3 separate regions of the Homo sapiens genome follow, and all the other regions are linked to region 2. A link is a loop called in an ENCODE intact Hi-C map of the cell type or tissue named here. Cell type or tissue: endothelial cell of umbilical vein. All regions are shown on one strand. Each heading gives the region's core, and the rest is flanking DNA. Links, peaks and the distances in the headings are about the cores only.

The links. Hi-C counts contacts between places; a loop is a spot of excess contacts. Peaks named below come from ENCODE experiments on the same cell type or tissue, not always from the same donor. Only the 100,000 strongest peaks of a DNase experiment are listed, where the experiment ranks them.
Region 1: a loop joins it to region 2, with 2.8 times the contacts of the local background. A loop is called at or near these places in 1 of 110 quality-filtered maps.
Region 3: it touches region 2 in a loop (2.7-fold over the local background); 1 of 110 quality-filtered maps calls a loop at or near these places.

Annotation. Positions count from the first base shown.
Region 1 is chrX:39,304,102-39,314,257 of GRCh38, reverse strand. LINC01281 (long intergenic non-protein coding RNA 1281) reads left to right here. Exons shown (of 4, transcript NR_038968.1): 3 at 6,358-6,616; 4 at 8,091-9,302. Among named protein-coding and RNA genes, the nearest start is that of LINC01281, 18 kb to the left of the region's middle. In endothelial cell of umbilical vein, for the core only: no CTCF peak of the experiment used is centred there; DNase peaks (open chromatin) are centred at 4,397, 4,787 and 5,947; H3K27ac peaks cover 3,037 bases.
Region 2 is chrX:39,614,151-39,624,306 of GRCh38, reverse strand. No RefSeq gene overlaps it. Among named protein-coding and RNA genes, the nearest start is that of MIR3937, 42 kb to the left of the region's middle. RefSeq lists an enhancer at 9,537-9,736. In endothelial cell of umbilical vein, for the core only: no CTCF peak of the experiment used is centred there; a DNase peak (open chromatin) is centred at 4,466; H3K27ac peaks cover 646 bases.
Region 3 is chrX:39,413,566-39,423,721 of GRCh38, reverse strand. All of the region lies in intron 1 of LINC01283 (long intergenic non-protein coding RNA 1283), which reads left to right. Among named protein-coding and RNA genes, the nearest start is that of LINC01283, 16 kb to the left of the region's middle. In endothelial cell of umbilical vein, for the core only: no CTCF peak of the experiment used is centred there; DNase peaks (open chromatin) are centred at 4,251, 4,651 and 5,221; H3K27ac peaks cover 2,166 bases.

The DNA of each region.
Region 1 (10,156 bases), core at 2,016-7,015, 310 kb after region 2:
TTCTGTCCTTCCCCTTCACCTCCTCTCCAGGTTTTTTAACAAAAAGGTAGCTTTCCACTCCAGTCACATCCCTTGAAATCCTGACCAGCCAGGCTATGGAGGTGATTGTTAATTGGCTCATTATTCACTTATTCTTTCAATCAACACTGTTGGTTGGGCGGGGCTTTGTTGGGTAAGGATGGGTCTTGCCAGGGTTACCACTGTGCTACAAGTGGACATACAGAGACAAAAGAGATTATCTTTGTTGTAGAAATAGTCAGTCTTATGAACAGCAAAAGTGGGCAGTTACATGGTCAGGAACCAAGGAAGCAGTTAAGCAAATCATTAAGAGTTAAAGGCTGCCTCATATCTAGCAGAAGAGACCTCAAATCCCCAAGGAGCAGACGATTCTGTTTATGAAGAGCCCATCACTGATGCTGGACGTTTTTGTTTTGTGGGTACAAGGCAAGTAGAACCCTCGCTATGGAGAAGGCTTGTCAAAGACTGTCCCTCCATGAAGCTCAGGGAGGAGGAACTTGATATTTTCTAGGGAAGGTTAGGGCAAATGTACATAGGAGCAAGAGATCTTGTAAGAAAAATGGGATAGTAATCTTGACACCTTCTTTCTGGGGGTTTTAGACCATCCCTGAGGGACTGAGGAGCATGATGTTGCCAAGCAAGAAGCCTGGTGTTCATGCATGAAGAGGAAAAGAGAGGGTGCATTGCTGAGCTGGTGTGTCCTTGGAAAGTTGCCTAGGAGGGCATCTAGAAAACAGATGTTTAGAAACAAAAGAAAACCCAGGAGCCCAGTTCTACTGTGGTCTGGGACTACCACAGACAAGTGTAAATCTTGGAGTTGCATGCCTAGTTCCACAGCATGGAACAAAGTTGGACTTAGACTGTGTACCACCAGCATTTCCCTGTTTCCTGGGTGATGGCGTTATGGACTTTAAACTTTTTTATTATGAATTAAAACACACATATGCAGAAGCTCACTTAATGACCACACAAGCCCCATCTGTGTCAAGCACCACCTGGGTCAAGACATAAAGCAAAACAAGCACCCTAGAAGCCTCCTTCATGCCCTCTTCTTATTATGCCCATTTCTTCCACTGTACACATCTTAATTTCTAACACCACACCTTCCTCTTGCCTGCTTTTGAAATAGACACGTAAATGAACTTATGTGATCTGGACTCTTGCATCTGGCTTCTTTTGCTCAATATTACATTTGTGAGATCCATCCATGTTGCTGTTCATTTTCCTTGCTTTGTAGTACTTCATTGTATGAATATATGCTGATCCATCTATCCATGCCCTTTTTGATGTATATTGGGCGGCTTCCAGTCTGGCTGTTCCAAACCAAGCTTCTGTTAAGATTCTGGAACATGTTGCCTAGGAACACAAGGACCATTTGGTGAATGATGATAATGAGACCATGGCTGGAAAAGATTTTCTCAATTTTTTTGACTCCTTGAGCAAGTGTGCTCTGGCAGCACTTGGACTCATTATGGGATGCAGAGAGAGAAGGAAGGGTAGCAGCAGGTGCTAGAGAAGAGACATTGCAAGATGGGGAGTTCTAATCAAAGTAAGTTGAACATTAAAAAAAGACATACCTCAGACTGAGGAAACTGAATAAACTGAGTTTCTCAAATAATCTATTTTTTCCCCCCATGATGCTGGAGTGTGAATAAGAAAAGGCCCCAGTAACAGTACCAAGAATAGTCACTGGCTCTGGTTACCTCAGTGAAATTTCTGGAACTCTGGCTTGAAGTTCTCTCCTTGGCCGCAACAGGATGGTCCTATGTGAGCCTGCCCTAGCCCCCCTCCTCAGTTCCTGTTCAGATGTGACTGTCCTTCATCCACTCATCTCGTGCATAGCTTGCTCCTCTCGGCTCAGTTCTCCATCTCTCCAGAGTCAGAGCCTTGTATCCATCAGGGGCCCCACATTCTTCCTTCTTAGGTCAGTTACTCACTGTTACAGGGTGGCACACTCACTGTGCTGTGCTCCTAGCTACCCCTCTGCTCTCATCCAGCATCCATTCGTTCGTTGAACAAATGCTTATTGGCCAGGTGCGGTGGCTCATGCCTGTAATCCCAGCACTTTGGGTGAGACAGGAGGATGGCATGGGGCCAGGAGTCCGAGACCAGCCTGAGCAACATATTGAGACCTCCATCTTTACCAAAAAGAAAAAAAAAAGTGCCTATTGACAGATACTTGGTGCCAGGATGGGCACCTTTCTTTCATGTCAGAGCCACTGCCTAAGAGCTTAATGAAACAACTGCCTAAGAACCTCCAACCCTGGGCTGCCATGATCTCTCTCATGGTACAACGGGTTCTTAGGTAAACATTTCTTCTACCAGGCTTCCTACCCATGCCCTCACCCCATTCTGGGCCTTGCTCTGCAACCAGCACAGTACAATGTAGTTCAGAGGAACTCGACCCACCCTATCTATGCTGAAGTGCTCACAGGCCTTCCTGTGGGGGTTGTAGGTAGCCCAGGAGTAGCAGAGCCTCCTGTATTTGCCCTTTACCATCCAGTAGAAGAGAGAATCTCTTCTTGTAGCTCCAGAAAAAGAAAGGAGCATTCTCACCTTTCCTTCATCCCCATGCAGGGTGGGGGATGGAGAGAAGTGGGGAGGGGACAGCAAGCTTGTTTGATAAGTCCCTCTCCTGGGGATACTAACTCATCTTCTCTTTTCCTTCTTTTGGGACAAGCAGATAGCCCGTGGATTGTGCTTTTTCATTTATGATAGACTATTCAGCAGAAGAAAGAACAACAAAGGCAACAGCCTTTCAGTTCTCTTTGGACTGCACATGAAATCAAACCTGGAACAGCCGTCCCCTGTGTTCTTCTCTCTGCTGCCCTGCCTGTTGCCTTTCTCTGCTCTAATTAATTCTGTTGATTCTCACATCCCCACTCCTGGGCTCCTCTATATAGCTGTGTAGGTCGTGCACTGTATAAACTCTCCCATCCCCAATCCCCTCTGTGTTTTGCCTGCCATGCCTCCCCAGTCCCTTTAACCCCATAGAGCCCTTCTTACTTCATTTCCTGCAAGTTCCTCTTCCCTAACTGCCTCAAGAGAGAAGAAGCCTGACCTCTGTAGGGCCTGACCCACATTTATCACCCTTGGCAGGGTAGGGCAGGGCCAAAGCCAGGTGTCTACTGCTCAAGAGAGTCAAGGGGCCTCCTTTCCCAGGGAGCTGCCCCAAACAGCTCACAAAGCCCGGAATCTTTTTCTCATCACAGTTTTGCCTTGCCAGAAGTAAATTGTTCTCTAGGTTCACCAAAAGGCCAAAGAAGCTGTTTCATAAATAAGCTTAGCATCTACTTTTGCGTATTCCCTTTAACCTGGCGGGCTGCTCCTCCCCGAGCACCAAATTTGTGGAACTACATACATACATCCTTACAGCACCCTGCACAGTTCACAGCCTCAAGCATGTTAAAAAAAAAAAAAAAGGTGACCTTGTTTTCTCTCCATAACAATCCCATGATAGAGATATTGACCAGTTTTATGGAAAATAAAACTGAGGCTTGGATCACATCCCTGTGGCAGAGTCAGATTTGAACTGAAGTCTGCTAGTCCCAAAGAGATCCAAGGTCTGCCTGTGTTCTTAGTCACCCTAGATCTTTGCTCCCTTGAGCTGTCCCACGCCCGTCTCCCACCTTCCCTGTTCCTCTCAGTGCCTGTGCTCATGACCCATGGCCTTTCACCCTCCCATCAGACCTATGTGTCCAATTCCAATGCCTGCCTTCCCTCCTTGGTCCCATCTCACATTTGTCCTCCTGGGGTGCTTTCAGCCACTCTCCACATAATACTGCTGTCTGAGCCAGCCCAGTCTGGGGATCTAGCACTTAGGAATATGCCCACAGGACTGGCATTCTAGCTGGGTGTGTCCCATCCAAATACACAAGATTTTTCTTTTCCCTCCAGCCCCTGACAGTGCCGGTCATCCAGTTCTACAGTATAAACTGGCCATAGGCCCACAACGACACCTCTAGCTTGAGCACTGCCTTAACAAAACAACAATAACAACAACATCAACATCATCATCATCATCATACACAACAACACAAGTCTGAATGGCTATCTGCCTCCTCTCCATCCCAAGCGTCATCTCTCCTCCCTCTCTTCCCCCAGCCCTCAGGGACCAAGATGGGGAAATTGTCCTGTAATCGCATTTTACATGCACGTGCACAGGATCGAGGCATTTCTCTCATCTGGTTATCTTTGGAAACACTGGAAGGGAAGGGGATATTAAAGTAATCCTCCTCTGCTTCCATCTTGAAAAAAAAAGCGGCACATTTTGATTCACTACCTTATCTTTAAAGAAACCCGACATGGAAAAGGCAAGGAGATAAGATCTATGACTTCATCAGCTTGTTCTCTGAAGTTGTTTCAAGCTTCACCATCCCCCGACAGGCCCCTTCATTTCCTGTTTTCAATATCTAATGGCAAAGAATACACAGCCGCTCAGAGCTAAGTGACCCTGGGGGTCAACACAGGAAGCTGGCCAGGGAGGAAGCTTTTAAGATCCAAACTGGAATCTGGCCACAAGTCAGGAGCACATCTTCTTAATTCGAATTTTATTTTTACCTTCACTTTGTGGTCAGCAGCTCTCAGAACAGCTGCTGGTTTGAAATACCTTAAATGTAATTTGAAAACTCATAAGGTTTAAAATTAAAAGAAAAAAATACTTTAGGATCTTATAACAGGAATTCTTGACAACCTCTTTCTTTCAAGATGCTCCAAATGCCTCCCAGACGTGATTGCGTCAGTTCTTGCTGCCTCCCACGGTGGAGGCCAAGGAACCAGTACCATCTGAATCATTTTATGGAGGGGAAAACACAGACACCCACTTGTTCCTGCTTACCCAGCAAGTCAGCACAACATTATGACAGGTGTTTTCCAGTGCCCAACCAGTCTAGAGTAGGGAGTGTGTGTGCATAATATGGGTCACAATCACAATGTCAAGAGCAAGGAAAACTAACTATCTTGGTTCTGGCCACCTGCCATAGAGGTGCACTTCCTGGCAATGGCCATTTCTGTTCCATCTCTTCTGTCACCAGCAGCGTCCTTGGGTGGGCTCTTGTTGGTTGACATGACAATACTGCCAGCTACTCTCTTGACAGTCAGGGAATAGCATTCCTTGCAGGGGGCGTCACACAGAAACATCCCTACCTGCCAGGATCGTCCACTATCTGAGGGGCTGAGCACATGGTGCTTCTATGGCAAACTGAACTGCATGGAGCACTAAGCTTTGTCTCTCTTAGATGGGTTTCCTTTTCCTGCTTCCTGTCTCTAATACTTCCCAAAGGCCAGAGGCCTGACCACACAGGTGTAGACCTTGGATCAGGGAGCAGATCTGTCACTTGCAACCGAGGGGTGGCCCACTATGATGTGGGTCTGGAGCATAAGCTCAGGGCCTTCTCCCTGCAAGGCTGATCTGGGGCAGTGTTGCATATTCTGGAGGTTGTAGTAGATGGTGTCAGAATCCAACCCATATCTTCTTGCCGCTAATATTTTAAAGAATACCACCCAACTCCCAGCCAGCAATTCCTTTATTCCCTTGCTTCAGGGCTTTCTTAGGACAAGAAGCATACTTTACCTGTTGCTGCTGACAGCCAGAAGTACCAAGGATTAACATCCCTCCTAATTCTGCAGAGCAACCCTCAGCCATTGACAGACAGGACTGGGTATATAAATACCCCAGCTTCATCACCCTCAGGTGGGCTAACTCTGAGGCACACATTCTGTGCTGACTTTCAGTGGTTTCTAGCAGGATTAAGTTCCAGTTGCCCACAGTGGCAACTGACTTGGTGATGCCTTCTTTTATTTCTCCACTCGCTTTACTAGTGTTTTTTTGGATTAGTTCCAAAATAAACTATTTTCACTTGGGTTCTTATCTCATTCTGCTTCTGGAGAACCTAACTGAGTCATGGGAAGAACTCTTCTGCCACCCCAGCCACTGATGGGGCTGTCACTTCCAAGCCTGAAGCAAAGATTTCTGGAAACTTTCCCATGTCTGGAGGCTAAGTCTGGGAGCTTCTCTGACCTCTTCCTAGGCCTTTTTAAATCTTCTTTTCCATGATTCCATGATTCTCAAAGTCTTGCTCCCAACATTATCCTTAGCTACAAGATATCATCCAGGTCTAGTACACTGTTCTCATTTTTACATTTTATAGAACACAAAACTGAGGCTCAGAGGGGTAAAAAACTTGCCCAAATTTACTTACTTTGCAAATGTCAGGCAAAGAAGAGACCAAAACCCAAGCATCTAGATTTATGGTCCACAGTATTTGTCAAGTAAAGCTATTTATGTGTAAACTTGGCTCATGAGTTTTTGTTCTGAATCCTTCTTCTTTTTCATTACAGCAAAGAATTGGGTCCTGAAAGTAGCATACTCAATGGGGACTGTGAGCATGCATCACTTAATCAGTACATTGGCACTCCACTCCCTCCTGGGCCAGATTGTATGTAGGTCAACACCTCCAGTGGCTGAACCTCCAGAAGGGCTATCACAAAGGTCTGAGAATCTGTCTCCCTTAAGGCAGCGAGAAGTGGTCACAGACACGGCTTGGCTGCTAGCATGGCAGAAGGTCTAGTGGGGGCAGCTGGGACTCCACCAGCCCAGGTACAAGGTCTTTGTATTTACTCTTTTTTTTGGCCTAGAATGCTGTTCCCAGATGGCCACATGGATTAGCCCCTCACTTGCTTCCAGAATTTGCTCAAATGCCATCCTCAGAGAGACCTTTCCTGACCACTGTCTAAAATACAGCCTCTTGTCCCACAACGTTTTAAACCCACTTCATTTTCTCTCTTAGCATTTGTCACCCACTACATGATATTGTGTGTTATCTTTGTTTATTTCTGCCCCCGCACCTTGACCCCAGCCATGAGCATGTGCGTTCCACAAGGACAGATACTTGTTTTTATTGTTTTTTCTTCTGCTTTATTCTCATCACCTTGAACAATGTTAGTGCATCCTAGAAGCTCAAGAAATACCTGTTGAATGAATTAATTAAACACTAAAAGCAAACTATGGCTCAGATAGGACAGGTTAGTTACCTGGGCCCAGGTAGTACATTCAGCTAAGTGGAGCAGAGGCATTATGGGGCCCCAAGCCAGCTTGACTCCATGGCCTCTGGCCCATTTCTCTACCTTGTGCTGGGCTCGTTAAGTTTCCAAAGAACATGGGATTCATAAAGCAGAAAACAAGAAGAAGAGAGATGGATTCTCAGTGGAGATAGGACATATTCCCCTCCCTCTCTCCTTCTCAACCTGCCTCCTCCCTCCTCTGTCTTATCCCAAGGAGCTCCTTAGGAAGAAACCCATCCCCAGTATCTCCCAGAAACTGCTCTCTGAACACTCAGATGCACAATCAACCATTGTTAAGTCCTCAACAATACCTCATCAGCAAGCACAGCACTATAATTAAAAGTAAATCCAGCTCAAGCTCTTTAAAATAGGATCTAATTTAATTGGTGCATTTAATCTATCACTGTCACTCCAAGCCAACCGGGGGAGAATCTCATCGTAGTGGTAGGTGATGGGAAGACTTAAGTGGCCCCACTTCAGGGTCTCCCTGTTGCCCCAGGTCTTGTGAACTACTGGGAACGTAAGGCAGCAGCAAGTCTGGGAACCATACGGGTGCCAACTGAAACTTGGATGTGGCTGCCATGGGGCTCTGCCCTGACATCCAGCCACACTCCCATGAAAGGCTTTCAACAGGGGGTCTGGGCAGGGGTCTCTCCCTCCTATCCACATATCCTCAAAAATGAATCTCAGGGCACCATGCAGAGAAACTTCAAGAGAACTAAGCTCATCTTCACAAGGCTGGCATTGGGGTGTAACCTTTCTACAGAGTCACTGTGTGTCTCTACTTTGAGTCACTATTAGTTTAAGACCCAGCTCAGAAAAAAAAATTCTGTCTCTTCAGAGTAAGATAACACAAAACACCGATCAGTTGGGAAGTCATAAAGTTTGATGCTTCAGGATATTGGCCCCAAAATAATATAGAAATGAGTTATGATCCTGGGTAAGCTACTTACTAAATTATGACTTTTGGGATAATTTTAACCCCCCAACCTTCATTTCCTTGTTTGCAGAGTGAAGATAAGAATACCTATTTTAAAGTTCTGTTGTGAGGTTCAAGTGCCACATATGGGGCCACCAGAAGCTGTTGGCGCCCCTCCCACATCCCTGTGGTCCACTCAGGAGGTTAACTGCAGTCAGCTGTCATTCTGCTGGTGGCTTCCTGCGTCTTTCTGCCTGAGCTTGTTCTTTGGCCCTGGAGGAACCCTCCACCAATGAGAGATGGGAATTGTTGGATAAAAGTCCCAGCTTCCACTCCAAGGCATGTTCATGATCCATGCAGCCTCTGAGAGGCCTCCCATGGGCCTGAGCCCCAGTTGCCCACACTGGTAATACACACATCTGCTCACTCTCCACTGGCTTTCCTCTCTCCCTTTCTCACTGCTTCACCTTCCCAATGTGCCTCCTGGACCACGTCCCAAATAAATGATTGCACTCAAATCCTCGTCTTGGGGTCTGCTAAGGGGAAATCCAAGTCCAGACATTGGTATGACTCAAGTGCTTAATAAATAGACCATGTCACTATTGTAGTTTCTAGATACCCAAAATTCAAATGTGGGTCTCTCTGCTTATATTTTGTATTTTCTATGTAAAAAATTCCCTAAAGCCCTCCAGGAAGGACTCCTCTCCCTGTGGCTCCATGCCAGTCCTATGCTCTGCAGCCATAGGGAGGATTGCTGTGCCAATGCTCACAAACCTTGGGGCTGCCATCCCCAAGACTCCTTGGACTCCATACAAAGATTGACCTTAGGAGGAGTGAGTCACAACAACTCCATGTGAGTATTGGGAGGCTTTATAGGTTGAATTATGACTTTCCAAAGAGATTTGTCTTAAACCACAATTCCTTAAAATGTGATCTTATTAGGCAACAGGGTCTTTGCAAATGAAAGTTAAGATGAAGTCATTAGTGTGGTCCCCAATTCAACATGACTGGTGTCCTTATTAAAAGTGGAGATTTGGACACAGAAAGACACAAACAAGGAGAACACCATGTGAAGATTGGGATCATGTGACCAAAAGCCAAGGAACTACCAGAAGGTAAGAGAGAAGACCAGGAACAAATCCTTTCCTAGTGCCTTCAGAGGGAGTGTGACCTAGTTGACACCTTGATTTTGGACTTCTAGCCTCTGAAATTGTGAGACAATAAATGCCTGTTGTTTAAGCCACCCAGCTTGTGGCACTTTGTTACATCAGCCCTACCAGACTAATAAAGGGGAATTGTCTTTATGTACTGCCTATGTGTGGCTGCAGGAACCATGTGTATGTATAACAATGGGGTTTTCATGAAGCTGGCTTTTTTTTCTGTGTAATTCTACAGATTCCTAGATAATATCAGGCCTTGACACTGGCTGCCCAAGCTAAGCTTTTCTCCGATGTCTTCCAGCACTCTATTTTCTCAGCCCTTTGTCTCCAGAGTTGTGTTGTCTCCCTTCCCCTCCTGTTGGCCTGTAGTTACCAAAGTTCCAACATGGCTTCATGGAGACATATGGGGGCCCCCTTTCCACACGGCCCTTTTTTCTCAAAGATTCATTCAGGCTTTGTCCTTACTTGTCATCAATGCTCCATTTTACACTGAAGTTAAAGGCAGATGGGAAACAAAGTCTTGCCCCTCTCAGAAGTAGGTACTCATTAGAAAAGCTCAGCATCCAAGAAATGATCCTCTAGCAGTAGGAATTTCAGCCTGGTGTCTCCAGATCACTCACCACTGCCACTAGAGAGTGCCTCAGGCTATTCAAACTCCATGGTCTCAAAAGTAACTTCACCTGCTTCCACCTCTGGCCTGGCCAACTTCAGGGACCTCCTGGACTGGATATTCTGTTTGCCACTCTAGACCCAGCCTTTGTGCTTCTCCACTGTATTAGTCCATTCTCACATTGCTATAAAGAAATACCAGAGACTGGGTAATTTATAAAGAAAATAGGTTTAATTGGCTCACAGTTCTGCAGGCTGTGCAAGAAGCATAGCACTTCTGTTTCTGGGAAGGCCTCAGGAAGCTTCCAATAATGGAAGAAGGCAAAGGGGGGAGTGAGGCATCTCACATGGCAGGAACAGGAGTATGAGAGAGTGAGGGGGGAGGTGC
Region 2 (10,156 bases), core at 1,917-6,916:
GATTCTTCCCCTTGAGGGCAGAATGGTTTCAGAAGAGGGGCCCAGGGAACCTCGAGGCTGCTGCCCAGGGCTGCCTCAAGCTTCTACTCCATGAATTCTGGTACAGCACTCCTTAGCCACCTGGTTGTGCTCCAGCAGGCTCAGGTGGGCAGCAATGGCAAACCTGGAGACATTCACATGGTGCTAACTCTGCAGGCATGCAGAGTACAGGAGCCATGGAGGCTGCCTACACCTAGATTTAATGGATGCCTTGGAGAGCCTTGGGGCCTAGGCAGAGAAGTGCCACAGGAGCAGGGCCACCACTGAGAGCCCTCACTAGGGCAATGCTTAGTGGAGCCACAGGGTGGGGCCTCCCCCAAGACTTGTAACTAACTGTAGAACCACCAGCATGCAACACCAGCCTGGGAGAGCTGCAGGTACCTGGGAGAGCTACCTGGGCTGCACCCAGCAAAGCCATGGACCCCTGAGTCCAGTGAGTCCCAGTGAGGCCAGAAGGCAGGACATTGAGTCAAAGATTATTCTCCAGCTTTAAGATTTAATGTTGCTTGCTTTGTAGAGTTTTGAACTCATTTGGAACCAGTCACCCCTTTCTTCCTTCCTGTTTCTCCCTTTAGGAAGGGAATGTCTATCCTATGCCTGTCCACCATTGTATTTTGGAAGCACATAACTTGTTTGATTTCACAGGCTCACAGCTGGAGAGGAATTTTCTTTAGGATGAATCACACCTTGAGTCTCACCCACATCTAATTTAGATGATATTTAGATGAGACGTTGGACTTAAAGTTGATGCTGGAACGAGTTAAGGCTTTTGGAGCTATTGAGATGGAATGAAGATATTTTGTATGTGAGAAGGACATGAATTTTGGGGGGGGAGGGGGGCAAGGATGGCATGCTATGCTTTGAATGCTATATCCCTCCAAAATTCATGTTGAAACTTAATCTCCAATGCAGTATTATTCTCTGCAATTTTGCAGATGAAGAGAAGATTCAGAGACGTTAAGAAGCTTCAAGAGGGTGATACAGGCCCGGCGCTGTCTGCCTTAGTGAGTCTAGCACTCCACCATATCCCTGACAAACTCACCCTTACTGTCTGTAAAATTCTTCCGGCTGATTGATCCCAGAGCCCACATACAGATGCACCTGTGTAGAGGGGCAGTGGGAAAGTGTGGCCAGAAGGACACTGCCTTGGGGACTGGCCCTGACCAACTCACTCTCTGCATAGTACACAGGCAAGTTATCTAGCCTTTCTAGTGGCCAGCACTCTCACCTTCAAATGAAGAGCCCAGACCAGGCCTTCTCATCTCTAAGGCTCCTTCTAGCTCTATAAGCCTATGATTCTACGTGATGTCTAGTCTTCAGTGCACACTATTAAAGTGGCATGTGTGGCACAACAGTGACAAATTGTGACATGGGGCAGGGCTGGTTGGGCCTCAGGCAGCTTTCTTCAGGGGGACATTTACCTTGGTGGCCTGTCTACCACCTGGTGTGGCTCTCAGCTTTGTAGGCTCAGAAACAGAATCTCATGATGGCCAGGATAAGCCAGCTCTGGATCCAAGTTCACATGAAGGTGCTAGAATGAGCAGAAAGGTTATTGTGAGCATTTACAATTAGAAACCAGTTGACTGGATGATTCCATTGGCTGTCCCCCGGTCCTGCAGGTGAGTCCCAGAACTGCCTAGTTGTCTGAGGGTTGTGAGGTGGACACTCCCAACTTCTATTTCTGACTTGGTTTCCCTCAGGGGTCAAACAGCAAACAGTGAGTTCAAACACTCACATTATGATAATCTAAGGAAGGCTTATTGCAAAGGTACTGATATGGTTTGGCTGTGTCCCCACCCAAATCTCATATTGAATTATAACTCCCACAATTCCCATGTGTCATGGGAGGAACCCAGTGGGAGGTGATTGAATTATGGGGGCAGGTCTTTCTTGTGCTGTTCTCATGATAGTGAATGAGTCTCACAAGATCTGATGGCTTTAAAAATGGGAATTTGCCTCTACAAGTTCTCTTCTCTCGTCTGCCACCATGTGAGATGTGCCTTTTACCTTCTGCTGTGACTGTGAGGCCTCCCAGCCACGTAGAACTGTAAGTCTAATAAACCTCTTACTTTTGTAAATTGCCTAGTCTTAGGTATCTCTTTATCAGCAGCATGAAAATGGACTAATACAGTAAATTGGTACCGGTAGAGTGGGGTGTTGCTGAAAAGACCCGAAAATGTGGAAGTGACTTTGGAACTGGGTAACAGGCACAGGGTGGAACAGTTTGGAGGGCTCAGAAGAAGACAGGAAAACGTGGGAAAGCTTGGAACTTCCTTGAGACTTGTAGAGTGGCTTTGCCCAAAATGCTGATGGCGATATGGATAATAAAGTCCAGGCTGAGGTGGTCTCAGATGGAAATGAGGAACTTATTGGGAACTGGAGCAAAGTTTACTCTTGTTATGTTTTAGAAAAGAGACTGGTGGCATTTTGCCCCTGCCCTAGAGACTTGTGGAACTTTGAACTTGAGAGAAATGATTTAGGGTATCTGGTGGAAGAAATTTCTAAGCAGCAAAGCATTAAAGAGGTGACTTGGGTGCTGGTAAAGTCATTCAGTTTTATAAGGAAGCGGAGCATGAAAGTTTGGAAAATTTGCAGCCTGACAATGTGATAGAGAAGAAAATCCCATTTTCTGAAGAGAAATTCAAGCTAGCCAGAGAAATTTGCTTAAGTAATGAGGAGGCAAATGTGAATCCCCAAGACAATGGGGAAAATGTCTCCAGGACATGTCAGAGGTCTTCATGGGAGCCCCTCCTATCACAAGCCTGGAGGCCTAGGAGGCAAAAATGATTTTGTGGATCCCCATGCTGTGTGCAGTCTAGGGACTTGGTGCCCTGCTTCCTAGCCGCTGTAGCTGTGACTCAAAGGGGCCAAGGTACAGCTCTGGCTGTGGCTTCAGAGGGTGCAAGACCCAAGCCTTGGCAGCTTCCACGTGGTGTTGAGGCTGCAGGTACACAGAAGTCAAGAATTGAGGTTTGGGAACTTCCACCTAGATTTCAGAGAATGTATGGAAACATCTGGATGTCCAGGCAGAAGCTTACTGCAGGGGCAGGGCTCTCATGGAGAACCTCTGCTAGGGCAGTGTGGAAGGGAAATGTGGGGTTGGAGCTCCCACACAGAGTCCCTTCTGGGGCACTGCCTAGTGAAGCTATGAGAAGAGGGCCACCATCCTCCAGACCCCAGAATGGTAGATCCACTGACAGCTTGCACCATGCACCTGGAAAAGCCACAGACACTCGATGCCAGCCCATGAAAGCAGCCAGAAGGGAGGCTGTACCCTGCAGAGCCACAGGGGTGGAGCTGCCAAAGGCCATGGGAACCCACCTCTTACATCAGTGTGACCCAGATGCAAGACATGGAGTCAAAGAAGATCATTTTGGAACTTTAAGATTTGACTGCCCTGCTGGATTTCGGACTTGCATGGGGCCTGTAGCCCCTTTGTTTTGGCCAATTTCTCCCATTTGCAATGGCCATATTTACCCAATTCCTGCATCCCCATTGTATCTAGGAAGTTACTAACTTGCTTTTGATTTTACAGGCTCATAGGTGAAAGGGATTTGCGTTGTCTCAGATGAGACATTAGACTGTGGACTTTTGAATTAATGCTGAAATGAGTTAAGACTTTGGAGGACTGTTGGGATGGCATGATTGGTTTTAAAATGTGAGGATGAGATTTAGGAGGAGTCAGAGGTGGAATGACATGGTTTGGCTGTGTCCCCACCCAAATCTCATCTTGAATGGTAACTCCCACAATTCCCACGTGTTGTGGGAGGAACCCAGTGAGAGGCGATGATTGAATTCTGGGGGGCAGGTCTTTCCTGCTCTGTTCTCCTGATAGTGAATGAGTCTCACAAGATCTGATGGCTTTAAAAATGGGAATTTGCCCGCACAAGCTCTCTTCTCTTGTCTGCTGCCATGTGAGACGTCCCTTTCACTTTCTGCCATGATTGTGAGGCCTCCCAGCCATATGGAACTGTAAGTCCAATAAACCTCTTTTGTAAATTGCCCAGTCTCAGGTATGTCTTTATCAGCAGCGTGGAAACGGACTAATACAGGTACTATTTACAGAGGTGTGTGGGGTAGGGAACCACAAACGTTAGCACAGAAACCTGGGGCTGGTAACATCCCTAAGCACAAAGCAATGAGGGGTATAGAGTGGCTACCAGAACCCAAGTATAGAAGAAGAAACCTTAAGGGAGGCACTGAATGACGTTTGGTGAAGGGTGCAGCCAGCTTGAGGTGCCCTTGTGGGGCGGTGGTGGTGGAGGGGGAGCCAGGGGAAGAAGTAAATGAACCCTACTCCCCTTGTTCCCTCTGATCGCCTTCTGGGCTTCCTGTTGGCTGAACTCCAGGAAAGCATGAGGCCAGGTCATCTTATCTGGGCCAGAACAGGCGGAAGAGGAAGGAGAGTGATGCCGGAGGGAAAAATGCAAGGTATCCAGCCAGGACCTCCCCAGCCTGCTGTCTGATGGACACATTCTAATTTCCTAACAACTTCAATCAGGCTGCAGCCAAGTCTCACTGGCCTGGGAATTCCATCCGTTCAAGGTGACTCTGTTCTGACACATTAAATGTTGATGGCTTAGTTTACTGCTCAGGGGCAAACTTATTTCCCTTATCTTAAATTCTGGAGTGAGGAGTTACTTTCCCTCCCACAAACTCTTGTGGCCCAAGTAAACAGGATGGAGAGAGAAAGCTAAACAAGGTGCATTTGAAAAAGCCGTGAGGACTTCAAGTACCACATGCACGGTGAGTCAACAGTGAAATTAAGTGAGGCTGGGAGCATGTTCAAATGGGAAAGGAAGGGGATAATACAGACAGAAAAAAAATCTATAAGTTAATATAGCAAAGCATTATCCAGCTGCACAGCATTAATAGAAGTATGTAAGCTAGAACAAGGGAGGTGATAATCTGTCTCTACACTCAATTTGTCACTTTGCACCCGAACCCCTGGATCTAGGTGTGGAAGGCACACCTATTAAGGGGCAATATCTGCCTCACAGGGTTCATCTCCCATGATTGGCCCTAGTTTTCCCCACTAAGTTCCTACAGACACATCTAATTTCTCTTGCACATAACCACAGTTGAAACAGTTGGATATAGCTGATGTGCTTGCTGCCATCTTTTCCCCCAGTGTAAACCTCTCTAGTCTCCTAGCACTTTCCTCAGATACCATGGCTCCAGTAGCCCACACCAATGGCCAAATTTGCTCCATGTCTGAAATCTTAGCTTTCTCCACCTCTCCCTCCCTTCTCCCTTCTCAAACACCTGTGCTTTGACTGCCTCAACCTAAGGACTCTCTGTTTTCTAGTGACTTCTGGCTTCAAATGAAGAAGCCAGAATCCCGCTGGGTGCGGTGGCTCACCCCTGTAATCCCAGCACTTTGGGAGGCTGAGGTGGGCAGATGACCTGAGGTCGGGAGTTCCAGACCAGCTTGACCAACATAGAGAAACCCTGTCTCTACCAAAAATACAAAATTAGCCAGGTGTGGTGGCACATGCCTGTAATCCTAGCTACTCGGAAGGCTGAGGCAGGAGAATGGCATGAACCCGGGAGGCGGAGCTTGCAGTGAGCCGAGATCGCGCCACTGCACTCCAGCCTGGGTAACAGAGCAAGACTCCGTCTCAAAAAAAAAAAAAAAAAAGAAGAAGCTGGAATCCCATCCTTGACTTTCTGTCCACCTTCTGTTTCCCTTCATCTGTTCTGCAAAACTCTAATTCTGGATCAATGTGACTGCTGGACATCTTTATTCTTAAGCCCATTGTGCTGTTGGAGAAAACGCATCACTGTGGCCTTACAACATGGCAAATCCATGTTATCCATCCTCATCTGGGCCTTAAATGCTTCTTGACATTCTTTCTTTGTGCCCTTAGTCATGTGACTAAGTCCCTGGCTAATAGTCACATGACTAATAATCTCTGCTACTTTAAGCTTTGACCTCTGTCTTCAGTCTCTTACTGGTCATCTTCCATTTTATTTGCTACTGATCCTACCTCCCTACTTTTGTTTTCTTTATTGTTGAAATATAACTACAAACAGTAAAGTGCACAAATCTTAAGTGTCATCTGATGAATATTTACATACATCTGTACTCATGTAAATCACCACCCAAATCAAGATACCAAAGGTTCTCATTACCCAGAAACTAGAAAGTTCCCTTGGACCCCTCATAGACAATAACCTGTCCTTCCCAGGTAACCACTATTCTGCCATTTATCACCACAGATGAGTTTTGCCTGTTTTTGAACTTCACATAAATACGGTATATGCTGTACATATTTTACATATATACAAATTTACATATATACACTTACATATGTAAATTTCATATCTGGCTTCTTTAGGTCAACATAATATCTGTGAGATTCATCTACGTTGTTGCAATTAGTTTGATCTTTGTCATTGCTGTATGGTATTCCATTGCATGAAATAAACCAGAATTTGTAATTTCATTCTTTGATTAAACAGACTTTTGGATGGTTTCCAATTTGGAGCTATCATGAATAAATCTGCCATGAACATTCTGGTGCATGTCTTGTTGGAATATGAACTCATTCCTCTTGTTATTCCCTACTTTGATGTGAAAATAAAAGGTCATCATGTAAGAAGCCCCTCCTTTTCTCACTACCTACTGAGTTATCTCCTTCTGCCTCTTGTTCTTGCCTCCCTACTTGAAGGCTTAGTGAAGAGATAGCCTCTTATACCAAGACACGTTTCCCGGCCCCTGCCTCCAGAGGCACTTAACCAACTGTCCTCCCACCTGTCCCTCCAATGCATTCTCTCTATGAGGCTTTTCCACCAACTCACCTCCATCTTAAATAAAAAACCAAACCAGACAATACATCACACTCCAGCTACAGGTCATCGCTGTTGGCAGAGGCTGTCGGCATGCATGGGAATGGCCCCATAGCTTCAGATGACCTTGCAGGTGGGCTGAAGGGATGAGTGAGTGTCCACGGCGTGGGCTGTCCCTGTCGCTCCTTCCTTCCTTGAAATACTTTCTTCCCACAGCCTCTGCGAACCAGTCACTCCAGGTTTCCCACTTGCTCTGGCTGTTTCTTCTCTGCATACTTCTAGACTCCTCTCTTCGAACAACATTCTGCCTAAAAGCCAAACTGGCCCCCACCCCAGGCCTTCTAGCCCACTCGCTCTGCTCCGTCTTCCGAGGGACCTCACTTGTACTCAGGGCTTTCATTCCCGCTTCTTTGCTGGTGACTCCTGTATCCATGTTTTAGTACAGATCTCTCAGTTGCAATCTAAGCCCTCACATCTTATCTGTCCATGTGCCATCTCTGTTTTTAGACATTTCACAGGCTTCTCAACATGTCCAAGGCTGAACTCAGCAACTGCCACTCCTGCGCCCAGCAAACCTACTCCTCCTCCGTATTTCTTGTCTCTGTGGATGGCACCACCATCCCTTCACGCTCCCAAGCCTGAAACTTGAAACTCATTTGTGGCAGACACTGTTGATTGGCTAACCCAACCCTCATTCCTGACAAGGAACCACATCGTGGAACCATGGGCCACACTTTAGGCTGATGACTCTAAACAGAAGTTTGCTGTGGGTTCCTGGGAAAGTTTTTATTCCCCTGATACAGGTGCTGCTCTTTCCTCTTCTTCCTGCTAGAAGGTAGACATGAAGGCAAGAGCAGTAGCAGGCATTTTGTAACCATGAGGGAGGGACCAAAAGAATCGCAGAGACTAAGGTGCTGACATTCTTGGACAGATATTTGCCTACTTCCTCTTTTCTTGTCGCATGAGCAAACTATATCTTATTTGTTTAAGCCGTGATGGTCAGATTCTTAGATCCATGTACCCCATAGCAGATGTACTGCTTGGATTTCCCCTTGTAAGATAGAGACACTCATTTCTTCAGCTGTTGAGAGTGATAAATGCTGGATGTCACCCAGTCCAAAATGTTTCATAATTTCCACAATTTCTTCCAAGATTCCATAGTCTGGCTTAGCCTGCTCTTTTCCTGGTGTTTACTTATTTATCTGATTCATTCACTGGGCTGTAAGTTTATGGCCATGTATTTTTGTGATGTTATTCCTCTGGTACTCGACACAGGAGCTAGGACATAGTCTACTTCTATGCTTCATGTTTCATGATCATTCACTCTCCAGGGTGCTGTCTTCTGAATACGTCCAGTTTGCTAATGACTTTTTCAAAGTATGACTTTCAGAACTGAGCGGAATGTGCCAGGAGTGGTCTTGACAAGAGTGGGACTATCATTTCCCTTTTCATAGACAATTACATCTGACTGTAGCCTATAGCAGGATTCTTTTTTCTCCGGCCACCATCCCCCACTCTTTACTTATACTGAATTTAGTGGCCATTACAGCTTTTTTTCATCCAAGATGTCACTAAGACACATTCCTCACATCCTATACCTGGACTTCTGCTTCCTGGATCGAGGCTAGGACTTTATATTTTTCCCTATCAAATGTCACCATTCCCATCAGTCTTGACTGCTAATTTTAATTGGTACTAGAACGGAATACGACTTTTGCATTTTTATTTAAATATTTGAATGTAATTTACTATAATTTCTGCAAATCGTCTCAAAACCTTTATACAAGAGGATGCAGAGGAAAATAAATAAATGAATGAATAAAAATACTGATGCGACTATCTCTATTGTAACAGTCTGTGGGAACATCACTGGAATCCTAGTAGATTATCCAGTCTTTTAATTGCTCTGCCAGCTTGGGGCAACCAGAAATTTGATAGGTGTGTGTCTTTTTTTTTTTTTTTTTTTTTTTTTTTTTTTTTTTTTGGGGACAGGGTCTCACTCTGCCACCCAGGCTGGAGTGCAGTGGCACAATCTCAGCTCACTGCAGCCTCTGCCTCCCGGGTTCAAGAGAGATTCTTGTGCCTCAGCCTCCCGAGTAGCTGGGACTATAGGCGTGCGTCACCATGCCCAGCTAATTTTTATATTTTTAGTAGAGATTGGTTTTCACCATGTTGGCCAGGCTGGTCTCGAACTCCTGACCTCAAGTGATCCGCCTGCCTCGGCCTCCCAAACTGTTGGAATTACGGGCAGAGCCACCACGCCCAGCTAGGTGTTTGTCTTACATTGGTCCATCTGCCCCTTGCAAAAAAATGTTGAACAGGACTGAAGAAAGAGCCATAGAGGGGTGTCTGGAAGTGTGTCACCTACTTCAGATTTGGAAAGTATCTCTCCTGCTTTGGAGCTGTAACTCAAGTTTCCTTCCCTCACCACCACCACCTGGTTCCAGCAGCGCTGACAGTAAGTGAGGGCAAGAGGGTGTCAGATGGGGGCCTAGAAAGGCCCTTATGCCAAATCCATGTCATTTCTTTTTGGATTACTTGCTCTTTAACACTCTCAGGACTTCTTCTCTCCTCCCCTAGTGCAGAAAATGGAGAGCGAGCTGGTTCTTGGGCACAGACAGGAGCTGATCTGGGCCCAAGAGGATTGCAGTCACCCTGGCTCCACGGGTGCACTCTCTGCCAGGCATGTCCTCTTGGGTATGGATGTAGGATGCCAGGGCACACTTTTTATGACCACGTGCTTTCTCTTTCTTCCTGCATTAGAATTTTTTTCACCACGTCAGCCTGCTTATTAAGAAACTCCCAGGTGCTTTTTACCTCGGCTCCACGCCTGCCCTCAAGCTCTGGCCTCTGCTGTTTTGTGGTCTACCCTGTGTGCGTGCCAAAATGTGTTGGTTGAGTCTCAGAAAACACGCGGGAGGAGGAGCCAAAGGTCACAGCATGCAACCTACCCAACTTTCCTGGGAGTGTGGGTGGCACCCACTTAACCCCATCTCTTCTCTTTCCACCCCTCCCCCTGGGCAAACTGAGCTGTCCCCTGCCTGTGTTTACTCCCAATTTCAACGACCTCTCCGCTAACTCACTCCATATGTTAATTTCTCTGTCTTCCACTCCAGCGGTAAACCTCAGGGTTAACCCTCCGCTCCCCCTTCCAAATCCGGGACTGGACTTTCCCTCCTCTTTCCTCCCTTTCCTTGTCTGAGATCAGAGTTCTTAACCTTTTCTCTGCCGTGGACCCCTGCGTCGCGCTTCTCAAACTTTAACGTAAATAGGGAATTACCCCAGGATTCATTAAAATGCAGATGCTGATTCAGTAGGTCTAGGC
Region 3 (10,156 bases), core at 2,978-7,977, 200 kb after region 2:
GAGATATAGTGATTTTTAGTCATTTATTCCGCAAATATCTATTGACAGCCTACATTGTATCAGACACTTTTCTAGACACCGTGACTATAGCAGAGTACAAAGCATAAATAAACCACCTGCCTTCATAGAGCTCACATTCGAGTGAAAGAAGACAGATAATAAACCAAATAAATAAGCAAAATCTATAGTATGACAGAGATAAGACTAGGAAGAAAAAGAGATCTGGGGAAATGAATGGGGAATTGGAAGAAGAGTGAGATTGCAAATTTAATTAAGTGTCCAGTGAAGACTTCACCAGGAAGGTGGCATTTGAATAAAGGCATGAAAAACACTCAGGAGTGGGCTATGTGGCTGTTTAAGGGAAGAGTGCTCCAGTCAGGGGAGAGGACCAGTGCAAAGGCCTTGAGGCAGGCTATGCCAGGCATGGTCCAGGGGCAGCAAAGAGACCAGTGCAGCTGGGACAGATCTTTGGTGGGAGCAGGAGAGTAATAGATGAAGCCAGAGGTGAGGAAGAGTGGGGGCAGACTGTGAGACTGCACAGGACCTCGTAAGGACTTCAGCTTTTGCACCAAGATGGGGAGTATTGGAGAGTTATGGGCAAGGAGTGCCTCTATCTGGTTTAGGGTTTAAAGAATCCCTCTGGCTGCTCTGTTGAGGATGGACTATGTATCAGCAAGGGAGGAACAGACTGATTGGGCCATTGTAAAAGCAGATACAATGACAGTTTGGCTAGGGTGGCAGTGGTGGAGGTGGAAAGAAGGAGTCATGTTCTGGATAGATTTCCTTTATTCATGTTTCACTATTTTCTATAGTTCCCCCAATGAAAGTGTAGGAAAGAAGACAAGTGAAAGCTACATGCATTAATTAATTGGGGTGCACGGTGAGTTGCTGATATGGTTTGGCTCTATGTCCCCACACAAATCTCATGTTGAATTGTAATTCCCAATGTTGGAGGTGGGGCCTGGTGGGAGGTGATTGAATCATGGGGGTTGTTTCTAATGGTTTAGCACCATCCCCTAGTGCTGTCTTGAGACAGAGTGCTCATGAGATCTGGTTGTTTAAAAGTGTGTAGCATTTCTCCCTTCTTTTGCTCTCTCCTGTACCGCCATGTGAAGATGTGCCTGCTTTCCCTTTTTCCCCTTTGCCTTCTGCCATGATTGTAAGTTTCCTGAGGCCTCCCCAGCCATGCTTCCTGTACAGCCTGCAGAACTGTGAGTCAATTAACCCTCTTTTCTTCATAAATCACCCAGTCTCGGGTAGTTCTTTTATTTTATTTTATTTTTATTTATTTATTTTTTTGACAGAGTCTTGCTGTGTCGCCAGGCTGGAGTGCAGTGGTGCCATCTCAGCTCACTGCAACTTCCATCTCCCGGGTTCAAGCCATTCCCCTGGCTCAGCCTATCGAGTAGCTGGGACTACAGGTGCGTTCCATCACGCCCAGCTAATTTTTTGTATTTTAGTAGAGATGGGGTTTCGGCATGTTGGCCAAGATGGTCTTGATCTCCTGACCTCGTGATCCACCTGCCTCAGCCTCCCAAAGTGCTGGGATTACAGGGGTGAGCCACCGAGCCTGGCCTCAGGTAGTTCTTCACAGCAATGAGAGAATGGACTAATGCAGTTGCTATAAGTCTCATTTGCTATAAGTCTCATTGCTGTTGTGAGCATGGAGACAGCTCTATCCTGGAGCCCTGGGCTTGGGGCACCCAGAGAAGACAGGAGGGCTTCATACCAAGGGTGGCCTTCCCAGCACCACATCCAGCCCTCCTGCTCACTGCAGGGCAGCTGTGACACATTCATCCAATGAAAGGGTCACCAGGGGAAGGTCACCATTGAGCAGAAGGTGAGATGGGGGCTGGGTCTCTCACAGTGCCTCCTTTCTCCAGCCTCCTCAGCAGAGACTATAGGGCCAGGAGGAGGTGACGTGGTGGCAACTCAGACCTAGTCCCACTGATCACATGATGCTGGGGAGCACTGAATGGTTGTTGGAGCATCTGGACCTATGACAGGACCTTGTGACTTAGCCCTAGGAGGGCTGTGCCCATGCTTCTGCCCCTTTGCCTGTCGATGATGGAGAACTGTCCAGTGATCGCCTGCACAGAGGTCGGTCTGCCATCCTCTTGCAAGATTAATGCCTGTAGTCCCACTCTCTGCTGCAGGTGCTGTCCTCTATAGGAGCCACTGGCCACATATGGCTTTTTAAATTGAAATATAAATTAAGAGTAAATAGAACGAAACAATCAGTTTCTCAGTCCTACTGGCCACATTTCAAGTGTTCAGTAGGGACCTGCGGCTGGGAGGCCACTATATCGAGTAGCACAGATCTAGACCATTTCCATTATCATAGAAAGTTTTGTTGTATAGTGCTGAGTTAGAGGATGGGACAGGCTGTTTGACATTTACTTGCTGATGCTCACAGTAAACTGGCCACCCCAGGGGTAAGGCTTGTGGGGTGGGGCAGTGTGCCATCAGAGAATTCTACTCGATGCCTGCCTCTTCATTCCTCCACAGCCTTCATGGTTCACCTCAAATGTCACTTCCTCTGTGAATGACTCACTCCATTCCTGGGATCCCATGACACTCACAAACACAAATAACATACTATTCCATGCTTGGAATTATGCAGAATCATGTATGTTGCAGTCTGCCCCCATGTGACCGTCAAGTCTTTCGATGGCAGTGACTGTGCCTTATTTAGCTGTGTATAGCCAAAGCTTGTGGATGCTCAATAAATATCTGTCGCATTACATGTCACAGAGCCCATTCTCCCTCCATGAGTGTGTGTTCGCACAGGTCACTTAACCTGTCTGAGCTCCAGCTGTATTGGCGTTAAAATGTAGGTGCCTGGGACTGGTTATATTATTGAGACATGCAGTGAAAACCATGCATAAGATTGGCAGAAGCTTCTTTGGGTGTGATGTAATAGAAAATAGATCTTGGTAACAGGCATGTTTCTTCCACTCACCAGCTGTGTGACCTTGACCAATGTACCCAACAGCTCTGAGCCTTTCAATTCCCACTTGTGACAAGGAAGTGAGGAGAGTTATTGTGGAAGTGGTGCTGGGAACAGGGCCTGGAATATTATGGGGGCTTACTACCCATTAAAACCTAACCTATTTGCAGATAAAACCACAATCTCTGGAAACACGGGTTGGCGGTCCTGGGAGAGCCCAGGGCAGGGCTTGGAGCTGGAACTCCCCCCAGCACATGGCAGTCTGCCTCCGCGAGTTGTTCTTCTCAATGCACCTGATGGTGGTGGTGAGCATAATTCATCCTTGCTCACGGTTAATGGCTGGTGACATTTTGAAGATGGCTGCCTGGCTTTGGCTTTGCGGGCAGCAGGGGAATTTAAAAATGCCCAATTGATGTCAGGTTCCAAGAAATACAAAATAGAATTGCACACAGCACCTGAGAGCAGACACAGTCACGAGAGTGAGATGAAGGCTCTCAGATTCCCCCGCAACCCCCTGACCTTGCCCCCAGTGACTGAGAGTTGGTGGCCAGAGGGGGTCATCTGTCCTACCTGTTTGGACATGCTGAAATGGTGGACCAATTTACCATGGACAGAAGCATTTCGTGGGGACTTGGGGATTAAAATTCCACATGTCTGGAATCGATATTCTATGCTGGTGTTATAATTCACTTTTTGAGAGAGGACGCAGCTCTCCGAATTCTTGGGTGAAGTAAATCACATATCTATGGGATTAAGGGGATTCCCCTGCTTATAAATCGCACCCAGCAGTGGGTGGGTAGATGGTGTGGAGGAGGATGGTGGGGGAGGGGCAGAGGAATGGAGTCTCTGAGTCCCACTGGAGACCCTCGATCACAGCATTTCACGGGAGGCCAGCACGCCAGAGTGAGCATCAGACCGGTGTGATTTTTCTGATGGGAATGACACAAAAAGGTGGACTGGAGTACTTGGGTTGGCAGAAGCAGCCAGAAATGACTTTAAAGTCAGGCAGGCTGTTTAGGTAAGCACCATAAACAGCTGGGCCCCTTTCTGACACCAACATTAGCTACCGCATCTTAAAAGAAAACAACATGGACAGATTTACAGGATATTTTTTTTCCCCTTAGACTTGCTACTGAGTGTGTGTCTCTGCTCATTTTGTTCTGCTTTGCGGGGACAAATTCGGATCAATGACCTTGAATGTATCAGGCTCTTTCACATGGGGCAGAGCCAATTTGGACTGACTCCCAGCTAGTGTCCTTCACCCTTTCCCCTTCCTCAGAGGCCCTCCCAGACACTTTTTCCTTTGGGGAGAGAAACCCTGGCAGAAGCTCTTAAGAGCTGGCAGGAGGCCCGTGTCCCCAGCAGGATCACTGGAGCTTCCTTGGACTACAAGTCCAGGGAGGGCCAAGACTGGAAGTGAAATGCATTTCTTGTTGTCAGCCTGTTCCCTAATGGGTAACAGTTGATGTCGCAGAATCAGCCTGATGATTTGGCATGATTAGAAGGCGCCGCTTCTTAGGCGGGCCTGGGGATCATGGCTTGAGTGTGGAATTAGCTCTCAGCGCCCCAGGGAGGGATCCAAATCCCGCTAGAGAGAAGCCCCCACTCCCGCTAAGGAAGCAGAGGTAATAACTAATAACCTTCCCTCCGCCCCGCCTTCCCCTAACCTTGTCGTGAACCGTGGTTGTTTTGTTCAAAGAAGTGCTCGTGCAACCAGGCTCACTTTAATGAAAAGCAGACCCTTGCTCACCGTTGCCCCTCCTTGGGCAACAGAGATAAAAACCTAATGGCATGTCAGATCCTTGATGGCAAACTCGCCAGGAAAACAAAATTATCAGGGTAGAGCGGAGGCAGCGGACCGTATCTGCTTTTGTACCATAAAATAACATAACCCGATGACCCCCTCATTTGCTGAAGGGGCACCCGGCTGGAAACACGGAGGCCTCTCACAAAAGTTCCCGCTGCCTGTCACGGCCACGAGTCGGCTTCGAAACAACCTTGCTCCCAGCTCTCTTTTCTTCCCCTCCCCTCAGGCATCTCGGCCTTCATTTCGAATTTCCAAGGCACAAGCCCTTGATGACAACACGTTTATTACCATACAAATTGTGAGACTCTTGACAGGAAAAAGTCCTCAGACGGTTTCCTGTGCAGACACACACACCCACCCACACACACTCTATTCCACACTGAAAAACAAAATTCCCAAACTATCTCTATCAGATAACAATGTCAAAAAGTCCCTTACCTAACAAGTCACTGAAAGACTGTCTTGACAATTCATACAATGACGTTTAATTGCATCCAAGAGATGTTTTGAAACAATGTCAGAAGTTGAAGAATGGTGAAAGTCCTTTAAGAACAACACTCTTGTCAGAAGAGCATAGTGACCTCAAGGAAACTTTCCTGAGTCATGAGCCTGGCTGCCATGGCTACTTCTCTCTTTCTTCTTCTCTCCCTCCTTCCACCTGTCACAAACATTTATAGAGCATATATCATGAGCCAAGGTCCACGATAGGTTCTGGAGAAACACCCTTAAGCAAGACAGGAATGATCCCTGACTAATTTCTGACCACTCATCTGTAGCAGAGCTGCTTCTTGCCCCCCAACATCCAATATCACTTTCTTTCTCAATAATAAGATCCCCAATTTTTAGCTAGGCATGTGGGTCTCCATAACAAAAAATACATGTCCCAGCCTCCCTTTCAGCAAGGTGCAATCATGGGACTAAGTTCTAACTAATGGGATGTAAGCAGAAGTATTGTGTGACATTTCCAGGAAATGTTATTAAAGCAAGGGAAGCGTATAATTTCCTCCATCTTCCTCCTTGTGGGTTGGAATGTGGATATGATGGCTAGAATTCAAGCAGCCATATTTTACCATGAGGTAGAAGTCATGAATGGCTAATGGTAGAAGAGCAAGATAGAGCCTTCAATTGTAGAATCACTTTGGAAAACTGGTAATCTCCTACAAAATTAAACATGTACCTATACTATACTCAGCAATTCTACTCCCACTCATTACCCAAGAGAAATGAAAACCTATTTCCACACACAGATTTGCACACAAATGTTGGTAACAAATTTTTTTCCTAATAATCCCAAACTGGATAAAATCTAAATGTCCCTCAACAGGTGAATAAACAAATTATGGTGTATTCATACCATGGAAGACTAATAAGCAATAAAAAAGAACTACTGATACAGCAACATCAGTAAATCCCAAAAGCATTATATTGAGTGAAAGAAGCCAGAAACAAAGGAATAGCTACTGTATGACTCCATTTATATGGAATTCTAGAGCAGGCAAATCCATTCCCTGGTGATAAATGTCAAATCACTTGGAGAGGGGCACAAGGAAACTTCTGAGCTGATGGAAATGTTCTCTTTTGGTTGGGCAGTTAATTACATGGTGCAAACATTTGTCAAAATTCATCAGGATCTGTGTATTTCACCGCATGCAAATTATACAATAGTAATGACAATGATATTGATAACAATAATAGCCTGGTCCTTTCGACTTTGTCATGCCACCTTTTCAGCCCTCAACCGTCCACCTCTGAACCTGATTTATTATGAGAGAAAGAAACTTCAGCCAGTCTTCTTTGGCATTTTCTATCACTTTTAGCTAATCCTGTCTTGACAGCACTACATCTTCTCCATGCCAGTCACCGGTCATGCAGCTGACTCCTCCCTCTGCTCTGAATGGTAAAGTCCACAAGGGAGTAGGTCCCAGGAGCTATGACACAGGTGGAATTTGACAACAAGGTTAATCCAAGTGCTGCAGTTTTGAAAAGTCTCACTCCAGCCCTTGTTTCAGGATTTCCCCAGCCTGAACACACAGCCAAGTCTCCTCACTCATTCTCAGCCCACCCAGGAGAGTAGAGCATTGCAGAGTCCGTGCCCTCACACCTGGCAGCCCATTTGGCAAGCAGGATCCCACCTTGTGAGGTTCACTTTGGTCACCCGATTATTCTTGAATGCCGGTACCAGGACTATTCTTAGCACACCGTCAATCCCCAGGAGACTCTGAAGATGCACGTGGCTGAGTAACAGCTGCATCGCGGCTATTACCAATGCCATTATCATCATCATTATTGCAGAGATTCAGCTTTTGTGGTATGCCAATCAGGGGACGTTTGGGGGCCTTTTCCATAATTGGAAGAACCAGTCCAGGGCACGCGTGGGTTTCCATTCAGAGTGGGTGTGACCTCACGGGAAGCATACTTTCTTGTACATAGCTGGGGCTGGCATTTCTTGTCCAGTAGGCAACTGCCTGTGTGGAGGGATTTCAGGTTGATCTTCTGTCCTTCTCTCCTATCTTGCCCAGTCCTGCCACCTCTGTCCCACCAAGTAGTCCCCTCACCAGCAACCACAAATTCTACAATTAGGGATTCATTCCTTTGACTTTACATTTTCTCTGCCATTAAAATGCAAATCCTCCTGCCAGCTTTCCAAGAATTGTATTTTATTTCTTTTTTTCTCATTTTTCCCTTTTAAAATAAGGAGGTAGAATACATAAAGGGCCTCATGAGAGGGTATTATTGTGGAAGGAAGAGCATGAAGAAAAGGGAGATGGGGCAAGGTCAGTGAGGACAAAACAACAAGAATGGCGAGTACTTCCTGTGTTTCCAGCATGCCCTGGGTTTCGGCTCACATGATGTTATGAGAGTGACCCTCTTCTGAAGTTTTCTTTAACAAACGCTTGGTGCCTACTATACACCCAGGCACTGTCGCAACAGCTGTATGAAACTTAACTCATTTCATTCTCATGTTAACTCCAAGAGGTGAGTTTATTAGTATCCACAGATTACAGAGAAGGAAACTGAGGCACAGAGAGATTAAGTAACTTGCTCAAGGTCACATGGCTGGTATGTAGCAGAGCTGGGATCCCAATCCCTGCCACCTTGCTGCAGAGGCTGTGCTCATAAGAATTTTTATGTAACTTTATGTAACTATAAAAGAGCAGGTTATTGCTCTGCCATCATTGGATGGTCTCAATTGCCCAGATATCTTGCTTTTTTTTTGAGACAGGGTCTCACTCTGTCACCCAGGCTGGAATGCAGTGGCACGATCTCGGCTCACCACAACCTCCACCTCCCAGGCTCAGGGCTCAGCCTCCCGAGTAGCTGGGATTATAGGTGCACACCACCACACCTGGCTAATTTTTGTATTTTTAGTAGAGATGAGTTTTCACCATGTTGGCCAGGCTGGTCTCAAACTCTTAACCTTGAATGATCCACCTGCCTCAGCCTCCTAAAGTGCTGGGATTACAGGTGTGAGCCACTGCACCCAGCCGATATCTTGCTTTTTTACTCATACAATATTTCTTTCAAATAGATACTATTGTAATTTTTTTACAATGAGATGTTTTCATTGTAAGGGTGCACCCACATATTCCCAGCATTTCACTTTCCTCCCAATATACTTTTCCAAAGGAAAAAGATGTGGTATCTGTTTCATTTTTTTAAAAAAAAATGTCTACAAACAAAACACCAGGAAAATAACAAAAAAACCCAACTAGTGGATGCCGTGCCATCAGCTCAGAGACACCGGGACCCAGGGTGCATCCCCTCAGGCCTCTGAGATACATTTTCTGAGATTTTAGGGTGAGGGTTCTTAAACAACAAGAGGGGAGAAACCTAAAAATATTGTTCAACCTGGAGATGCCACAGGTGAAGAAAGGAGACACCACCCCGAGGAGCAGCGAGGACAAATATTGGAGTGTTTCTGATGGGAGAAAAGCCAATGTGTAGAAAAGGTCTCTTGTGTTAGCTGTGGCAGCTGTGGAAGGTGCTGGAAGCTGTCGGCTCCAGCACTGGCACTTCTATAGACCTAGGCAGTTGGGAGCCTGCCAAGGCCGGGAGTGGGGGGTGACATTTTGGAGAACAACACCTGGAGCCTTTTTTCCCCAAGAAATAAAAACCACATGTGTAACTAAGGGGAAGCAGACCATTCCACAGATAATTTCCTATTCATACCTGGGTGGAATTGGAATCTTCTGTGAACTTTGCTCCTGCCTCTGTGTCCTTACGCTAATGACACTGGTGTTTCGTTGTTTGCAGAGGCCACAGGAAGGAATGGTTCATGCTTTGGAAAGATGGACCAGGTTTAGGCAGGGGTGAGACAGAAGCAAAAGGACACAAGCTCCTGGTGGGTGCAGGGAAAAGGCAGGATTCTGAACTGAATACAGGCCCTGCTCCAGTGATAGGAGCTCTGATGACATCCATGGCCTCCTGCCCCTATAGTCCTCTGCTCCCTAACTGGGGCTGCCAATCTCTGACTTGACAGCCTGGCCGTTCCTCAGGGCCAGGGATCAGTCGAGGCCAAAGTATCACTTGATCCTTCCCTGAAATGCCTCTGCCAATCTGTAGCCACATCAGTTTAGCCTAGAGTCCCTCAGAACTTGCTACCAACAAAAACCTCTTTACACCACGACCCTGTTAACCCTTCACACTCCCCCATTTTCAAGGCCTCTGCTGTCTGTTGCCACACTCAGAATTCAGAAGGACTTTCTACTCCTTTTCATAGGTATTCTGCTGCCCAGAGCCTGCCTAATCCAGTGTGTGAATCTCCTGTGGCCCAGATCCAACCTGTCCCATGCTACGGGAGCCCTCTTTCTAATTGAGGTCCCAGATGAATTGAACTCATGAGTGAATAGGCATCTATGTGCACTTTATCTCATGTCAGACCCCCTAACCATCCTCTGAGATAGATACCATTGTTCCTGTCCAAATAACCTGGATACCTAGGGCTCAGAGATGTTAGGGCACTTGGTCATGAGCTATAGCAACCTTTCTCAAAGTGGGTTCGGTGGAACACTAATAGCATGGTGAAAAAGAGTCAGAAAACATCATTTCACATACTATGCCTCCCAACTGTATTCAAGATGGACATACTCACTAAAGGCTCTGAGACCTGTCTCACATCTTTCAAAAGATTAATTGACACCCCCCGACCACCTCCAACATCCCAACTCTTTTTCATCTTATTTTAAAAACACAGCGTTTCCCTAACTTATTTGACCATAGAACATTTTCCCCATGTAGCTTGTAGATTAAATTACCATACAACAAAAAATTCACTCCGTCTCTCTAAATCTTCTTGGGAAGAGTAAACTTCCTTGTCTCATTGATGAAAGGCTTGGCCATGTGACTTGCTTTGCCCAATGGGATGAAGGTGGGGATGATTGTGTGCCAGTTTCAAGCCT